Linked DNA regions of Mus musculus: regions 1 and 3 are each linked to region 2. Evidence: chromatin loops called from intact Hi-C (ENCODE). Cell type or tissue: heart. All regions are shown on one strand.

Region 1 (2,500 bases), 330 kb after region 2:
TGTCATGGCCAATGTCAGATTCCTGCCTGAAGCCCATTTCCTTGTCCTTGGCCAATGTCAGACTCCTGCCAAGCAGCACCCCAAAAGGCCCTCCACATCAGAACACTTAGGGTCAGAGTCAGAACATTTTCATTCCACACTGGATTATCAACCATGGTATCTGAAAGCTGTGGGTCTCCTGGGGGCTTAGCAGGTTCTGCTACTTGGAAAACTAAGTGCTGTAAAGGGTTGGCACGTTTATAAGTCAGTTCAACAGATGTGCATGAAAAGGGCTGAAATGCTTAACCAATGCAAGCAGTCTTATCTGGATGAAGTCTAAGGTCGGCCAGAGAAACCCACCAGTCCCTGCAAACCTCCCAGACTCTTGGGGAGGCACAGGCAGGAAAAATATCCCCAAGGAGCAGGTCATCCCAGAGTCCCAAGCAAGAGTAATCACCAAGTCTGCCATCCCCTTGCTCCTTAGCCTTTTCCTTGGGTGTTTCTGGAGCTGACCGAAGTTTGGCAGCAGTTCATAGGAGTTCTCTTCCTCCTCTTCATTTCCCTCCTCCCCGTGCCTGACAGTTCAGAAGTCTTGCTGGAATCCCACTGTCACAGCTGTTGGTGACATCCAGTCCTGAGCCTCCCTCTGGAAGGGGCTCCCTCTCCTGGTTCAGGAGTTATAAATACATTTGTTAATTGCATGGCTGCCTACCTGTGCTTGGTAGAGCACAGGTCCTCTTCAAAGCTGTCAAATTGTATTTCTTGACCCAGGTGGTAATTACAGGGGTATTTTCTGTAAGAGGGCCTAACAGCTATATAGTTGGTTGTGTGCAATTAGCCACACCTGTGTTTTATTTTAAAACAAACAAAAAAATTCTTGACAAAAATTTGCAGAATCTGGAGCCAGTGGGATGTGTGAGTGGGAAAACAAACTCCCTGCCAAGCCTGCCAGTTCTATCCTTGGGACCCACAAGGAGGAAGAAGAGAACCGTCTCAAATTGTTCTCTGACCTCCACCTTTCCATCTTGGCTCCTTGGCACTCAAATGAACACCACATTCCACTAGCACACACACACGTGCATAAAAACAAAAACATTTAATTGTAGAATCTTTTAGAAACACAAATACTCAGTGGAGTTTTGTTAGTTGCTTTTGCACACCCAATAAACAGTATAATAAACAGATTGCCCACTAGGGAGCACAATTTGTTGCCCAATTGCATCTGTGCTCAAAGTGGTAAGGGAGATTGTCAAACTCACTACATAGCCAAAGATGACCTTGAAGTTCTGAAATCTTTTGCCTCCATCTCTCAACTGCTGGGCTCTTGGGCAGGCACTATTATGCCCTGCCTGTCAGTGCTGGAGATGGAACCCAAGGGCTTTGCAACTAGGCAAGCACTCTACCACCTGAGTTATGTCTCCAGCCTGGAACAAAACGTCATAAACCTTTATAACCTCAGAATTTAATAAATGGAGACCAAAAGGAAAAAGGCTTGGGAACGAATGAATGAATGGTTTGGGGTTTTGTTTGTTTGTGTTTTGTTTTTTGTCTTCATTTGGTTGGTTTTGGTTTTTTCAAGACAGGGTTTCTCTGTGTAGCCCTGGCTGTCCTGGAACTCACTCTATAGACCAGGCTGGCCTCAAAGTCAGAGATCCATCTACTTCTACCTTCTGAGTGCTGGGATTAAAGTCCTGTGCCGGCTATAAATTTTTAAAAGAACAGCTAAGGAGAGACACCAGTGCTTGTCTGGCATGCTCACACATTCAGGTGGCTCTAACACTGCTCCTCTCACCCCAAAGACTCACCGTTTGTGTTTGGAAAGAGCTTTACAGTAACCCCAATTCTCCACTACAGATTCCAGTTAATCAATGTAGGAGGAATGGAAGTAATCACACAAGAAATGGCTTAATCTGACATTATCAACAGTTGCTAAGAACACAGGTACTGAGGGAGGTCAGTGCGTTCTAGCATGCAACCCAGATCTCATTATAGACGGGCATGAGCCACCACGTGGAAGCTGGGAATTGAACTCAGGATGAGCAGGCAGTTCTCTTAACTGCTGAGCCATCTCTCCAGCCCAGCAACATCTAATCGTTACCTAGCTTATTGTACGCTTTATTGTACACATGAGACTGTGTTAATTATCAGGAGGAAACTTTTCACCTAATTGTGCTGTAAATATACCTAGCATAAACCACTCAGGGTCCCAAAGTCTGAGCCAGCACAGGCTACTTAGTGTTGTTGAATCAAACCACCTTCTTGCCTCCCTTGGATCAACTTTGCTGGCCACAGTGTTCACAGATACTCACTCCCCTTGCCCCAAAACACATACCTCTTTTTCACACATACGTGATGGAGACAGATGAAATAAAATAGGCCCAATGGTCATTGCTGAAGCTAAAGGGAGGACAGCTTTAGGTTATCCTGTCAACTTGACAGCTTATGTGAATTTTCTGAAATAAAACTATCCAGACTTAATCTACATTATAATACCATTCACCCGAGCTAGGGAAAATGGAGG
Region 2 (2,500 bases):
GAAGAGCAGCCAGTGCTCTTAACCACTGAGCCATCTCTCCAGCTCTCAAGCAATCTTTTAAGAGACTTATGTACATATTCATGTCGTTCCTTGGCTCAAACCCTACCAACTCTTCATTTAAAATCCAACCTCAGAGTTTGGAGAGATGGCTTGCCCACTAAAAGCACTTGTTGCTCTGCAGAGGATCTCAGTTTGGTTCCCAACACTCAGGTCAAGCAACTTACAGCAGCCTATAACTTCGGTTGCAGAGCATTCCTGCCCTCTGTCCTCTTTGGTCACCTGCACCCCTCGATGTCTTTGTCTCTGTCTCTGTCTTTCTCTCTCTGACTCTCTCTTCCACTCTTTCACACACAGAGACACACAAACACACACACAATTGATAAATCTAAAATGTAAAATAGATATTCAATCTTAGTTAACTGAAAACTCAGGATGTCTTCTGACCAGTTAACTGTCTGTCCACAGATCACCTCTTTGCTCATTATGTTCTAGCCACAGAGAACTTTTATTTTGTTCCTTAAATACAGAAAACATGTCTTATGTCTATGTACTTATGTCTCCTCTAATTGGAATTCTTGGCTTTCTTATTTTTGACTAGCTTTCTGTCATTCAGATTCTAGCTTAAAACTAGTCATTGCCCACACATCCTAAGATAACTCTAAATTATCTCAATTTTTCTACAAAATACTCATTGCTGGAATTTTGTTTGTCTCCCGTGTCTGTTCAGTTGCTGAATTCCCAGGTCTACCATATTACATGGCATACACTAGGAACACAAAATATATTTGTTGAATGGGTGCGCAAACACTGTGTCCTAGGACTGAGCTAATCTATGAGTTGCTACACTCTTCCAACCAGCGCAGGATACTCTCACTAAATGTGAATTCTGTTTTGAGGGTTAACTGAGACTTTCTTACATCCCACTTTTACAAGGGTAACCTTCCTCCATTTATTGCCTCACTTCTTTATTTTCAAAAATTAAAAAAGAAAAAAAGCAGAAGGGCTTTGGAAAACTTAGTCATCACTTCTTCACATTACGTTGTATTCACATCTCACGCTACAAACTCCAAAAACAGCACTGAAAACTAAAAGGCAAATGGAGTCTCTGCTAACCAAGGACTAACAGCGAAGGTTCCCTGGACAAACTCTATGTACTTTTGTCTTTTAATGGCACACAAGCCAGCATGCTGAGGCTGAGACTCATACACTACGCAGTGGTAGAGGAGTTTGACCCTGACCCTATTTTCCAACAGGCTTATAAAGGCAAAATCCACAACCTAGAGGGAGGTTGACATCCCCTGCATGACATCCTGGGAACTGTAGTCTCCCAGGGAGACGTGAGTGCCTACAATATCCTGGTGCATGCTGGGACATGTAGTCAGACTGCTTACACGCCCAATAGGAATCGCGGGTTTCCGCTCTCCTTTCTGGGAACGGTAGTCTTTCTGCGACCTCGAGCCACCAGGGTGAAGAGGCATCCGGCCTGTCGCCATTTTAGGTCTCCAGCTGCAGAGCCTGAGAACCTCAAGACGCAGGCGGGCTCATCCCTGGATCCTGCCCGGCCCCGCCTCCAGGGTGCCTAAAGCCCGCCCCTCGCCCAGGCCCCGCCTTCCCCCACGTGTCTGCGGCCGAGGGGAGGCGCCTGAGCTGGAGCTGCCTCTCCACCTGTCTAGCCGGGTCCTCATACAGGTTCCTGACAGCGTCTCCCGGGAGCGGTCCCGGCTGCCGGATGCTTCCGCCCCGGCTGCGGTGGGCCGGGCTGGACGCTTAGTGCCCGGCTCGAGCCCTGCCTGAGGCGCCCGCGGGGGTGGCAGCGTCTCCGCCCCGCGGAGACCGAGCGGCTGGAGAACGAGGCGGCGGCCGTGGGGAGAAGGATGGGGGCTAACCAGTTAGTGGTGCTCAACGTCTACGACGTGGTGAGTGAGGCACCTGGCGGCCCGCGCCGGCCGGCCCTGTCAGGGGTCGGGACCCCGGCCCGGTGCTTCCTGCCTCGCGCCTCCGCCTCCAGCTTAGTTCTCAGGGGTGGGGGGAGGGGACAGTCGCGCTGTCTTCTAATCCCGAGACTGGCCCGCGCGCCTCCTGGAGGTGTCCCAGTCAGTCCGAAAGAGGGCTTGGGCTCGAGCCTCGTCCCAGCCCTCAGCTCCCCTGGCTGTGGGCCCGACCCCTGGGCGGATGAGCCGTGTCCTATCCGCGAAGCTTCGGTCGCAGGGCGACCTCCCTCCCAACTGCCACCTGGCCTCTAAGCTGCTCAGCTCCCCTCTGCCCTGCTCCTGCTGGCCCTTGTCTGTCTCCAAATGCTCGAGGCTTCCGACAACTCTCAAGCCCTTCAAGTCTAGAAAGTCACAGCTTCGATGCGGATGCTAGCGTCTCCCCAGAGGTGAACCGGAGCCAATACACCCTCACCTCCAAGGCATCCTCATAAAAATGAATGAAGCGAAAATTTATGAAGAAAATAGCGCCGTTGAATTATTTAGCGATCACAGAGGTGATCCTAGAATCC
Region 3 (2,500 bases), 320 kb after region 2:
GTCAGCCAATCTCCATGAAAGGACAGCCTTGGAGGGCAAATTCAAATTGTTCCAATGGACATTGAACCCATTCTTAGATGATGAGGTGGGGTTATAGCTACATCCCTGTTCCCTCATAATACACACACACACACACACACACACACACACACACACACACGCACGCGCATGCTCTCACTTCCCCTGCCTACCCTGACACAAATTACCTGTCTCTCTTCTCCCATGTTGTAGTACTAACAAATTCCCTTGAAACCAAATGAGCAGGTTTGCTCACCAGGCCAAGAGTCCTTTTGCAATCCCACAGCCAGCACAGCTGTGGACACAAGGTTGCACATGTGCATCAAGTGTGCAGTGTTCCCCGCAGTAGACCCATCCCAGAGTGGATCGTCTGTCCTCTCAGTCATTCACCTTTGCTGATGCTTACTCACACCGTGGGAAGCTCAGACAAGCCTCTAAATGACACGTCAAGTGTTCAAGGTGAAAACTGGTCTCTTTTCCCCACTCTCTCTGGTCTTTTTGGTATGTTCTCCACGATCCCAGTGACCATTCCACAGCAAAACTGCTGTCATATGCCTACTGGAGGCTCCATGAGAATGAAAGGCCCAAATTAGCCTCCAGGGGCTCTGCCAGGGCTGTCACTGGCCTGAACCACAGCTTGGCTTCTGTGGCTGAGGATCACAGGAGGCTTCTTAAGCCTCTGTCCATCTCAGAGCCTGGAGCACAGCACTCACAGCCTGAAAACTCATTTGACCCTTGACCCTAAATTGCCCTGTACATCTCTGTTCATGAAAGGATTTTTTTTTAATCTCCACAGAAGACTAGCAGAACTTGTCTGTACCCTCTATCTCAGGACTCTCTTCTGAGTTAAACCCCCACACTTTAGTGATCCAAAAAAACATTGTCCAAGAGATTTTATTGTTTGTTTGTTTGTTTGTTTGTTTGTTTGTTTTAGGGATAGCATCTCACCATGTAGTCCTGGCTGGCTTGGAACTCTATATGTAGACTGAGCTGACCTTGAACTCATACTGATCTGCCTGCCTTTTCATTGTTAGCGTTGGGATTAAAGGCTTGTGATACCACACAGTGCCTTAAAATTTTCAATCAATAACATTTGAAAACCATGATGGAGTCTCTGGGAAAGGATCATTGCAAAGAAAACTACACATCTTCCTGGTGTAAGTGAACTTCATAAAGCAACAGTGAGATGACCCCCCCCCCTTCCATTTCTCCAGTTTTCCAATGTTTCCCCCTACACCAGACCAATATGTTTATTTATTTTTAGTCTTCATTACATTCTCTAGGATGTTTAGGGTTTCATGATGCAACTAAATACAAGTTCTTTGTTTTTAAGTAACTGAACTTGCCCCATTTAGTAAATTAGGAGGAAGTCCATCTAAGCAGCAACGGGTAAGTGTGCTGTGGCGCCACCTGGTGGTGAAATAGGCAAAACAAGACTCCTATAACAGAAGTGACTTCCATATGCATTTTTTTTCTTGGAATAAAATTAACTACTATAAAGAGTAGAGGAGGGGCTAGGAGAGTGGACAAGAGCTCAGGCTGTAGAAAAGCCCTGTATACACCTGCGATACAGAGGCAGGCAGGCTTCTGTGAGTTCAAAGTCAGCCAGGGCCACACAGCCAAGACTCTGTCTCAAAACAAAAATAAAACAAGACACCAACAAACTCCAAACTCTATGGAATCCCACTACTATTTTGTAAGATAATTTAAATATATAACTTTAAAATAGGAAGAGTTTTCGGGGGGGGGGGCAGTGCACATCTTTAATCCTGGCCCTCAGGAGGCAAAGGCGAGCACATCTCTAGTTTAAGGCCAAGAAGGCTACAGAGAGAATCCCTATTGAAAAACGAAGGAGGAGGAGGAGAAGGAGGAGGAGGAGGAGGGGGGGGAGGAGGAGGAGGAGGAGGAGGAGGAGGAGGAGGAGGAGGAGGAGGAGGAGGAGGAGGAAGGGGAAGAAAAGGAGAAGGAAGAAGAAAAGATTCCAGCATTGCAGAGGCAGAGGCAGAGAGAGGCAGAGAGGCAGAGGCAGAGAGGCAGAGGCAGAAGCAGAGAGGTAGAGAGAGGCAGAGAGGCAGAGAGAGGCAGAGAGGCAGAGAGGCAGAAGCAGAGAGGCAGAGTGGCAGAAAGGACTATTCCACAGGAAGGAATTCAGGCCCAGAGTTGTAAAGCTGGTCCAAAACCCATGGCTTGGGGCTGGAGAAATGGCTCAACAGTAATGTGATACACTTGTGGAGACCTCATTTCAGTTTGCAGCAGCACATCAGGTGTCTTGCCTACCCATAACTCTAGCTCCAGGGCATCTTCTCCCATCTTCTGGTCTCTTTGGACCTTGTACACATATATACAGAATCAGTCCAACACACGTGTATTCACATAATTAAGATACATCCTTTTTTTAAGTCCATGGCTAGAAAGAAACTACGACTACTGTTTTACTACATGACATGATGTCAAATGCTTCTGAAATATTTATACTTATACC

What was found. Peaks named below come from ENCODE experiments on the same cell type or tissue, not always from the same donor. Only the 100,000 strongest peaks of a DNase experiment are listed, where the experiment ranks them.
Region 1: a loop joins it to region 2, with 3 times the contacts of the local background. A loop is called at or near these places in 5 of 42 quality-filtered maps.
Region 3: it touches region 2 in a loop (2.6-fold over the local background); 5 of 42 quality-filtered maps call a loop at or near these places.

Annotation. Positions count from the first base shown.
Region 1 is chr1:178,309,120-178,311,619 of GRCm38, forward strand. LOC115487370 (a long non-coding RNA gene) reads right to left here. Exons shown (of 2, transcript XR_003948789.1): 2 at 1-644. Among named protein-coding and RNA genes, the nearest start is that of Cox20, 8.8 kb to the right of the region's middle. In heart, a CTCF peak has its summit at 1,195 (motif pointing right); no DNase peak of the experiment used is centred here.
Region 2 is chr1:177,981,789-177,984,288 of GRCm38, forward strand. It overlaps a transcript of Catspere2 not described here. Among named protein-coding and RNA genes, the nearest start is that of Catspere2, 8.4 kb to the right of the region's middle. In heart, a CTCF peak has its summit at 1,286; a DNase peak (open chromatin) is centred at 1,503; H3K4me3 peaks cover 1,104 bases; H3K27ac peaks cover 847 bases.
Region 3 is chr1:178,302,160-178,304,659 of GRCm38, forward strand. No RefSeq gene overlaps it. Among named protein-coding and RNA genes, the nearest start is that of Gm46174, 3.0 kb to the left of the region's middle. In heart, a CTCF peak has its summit at 1,437 (motif pointing left); a DNase peak (open chromatin) is centred at 1,442.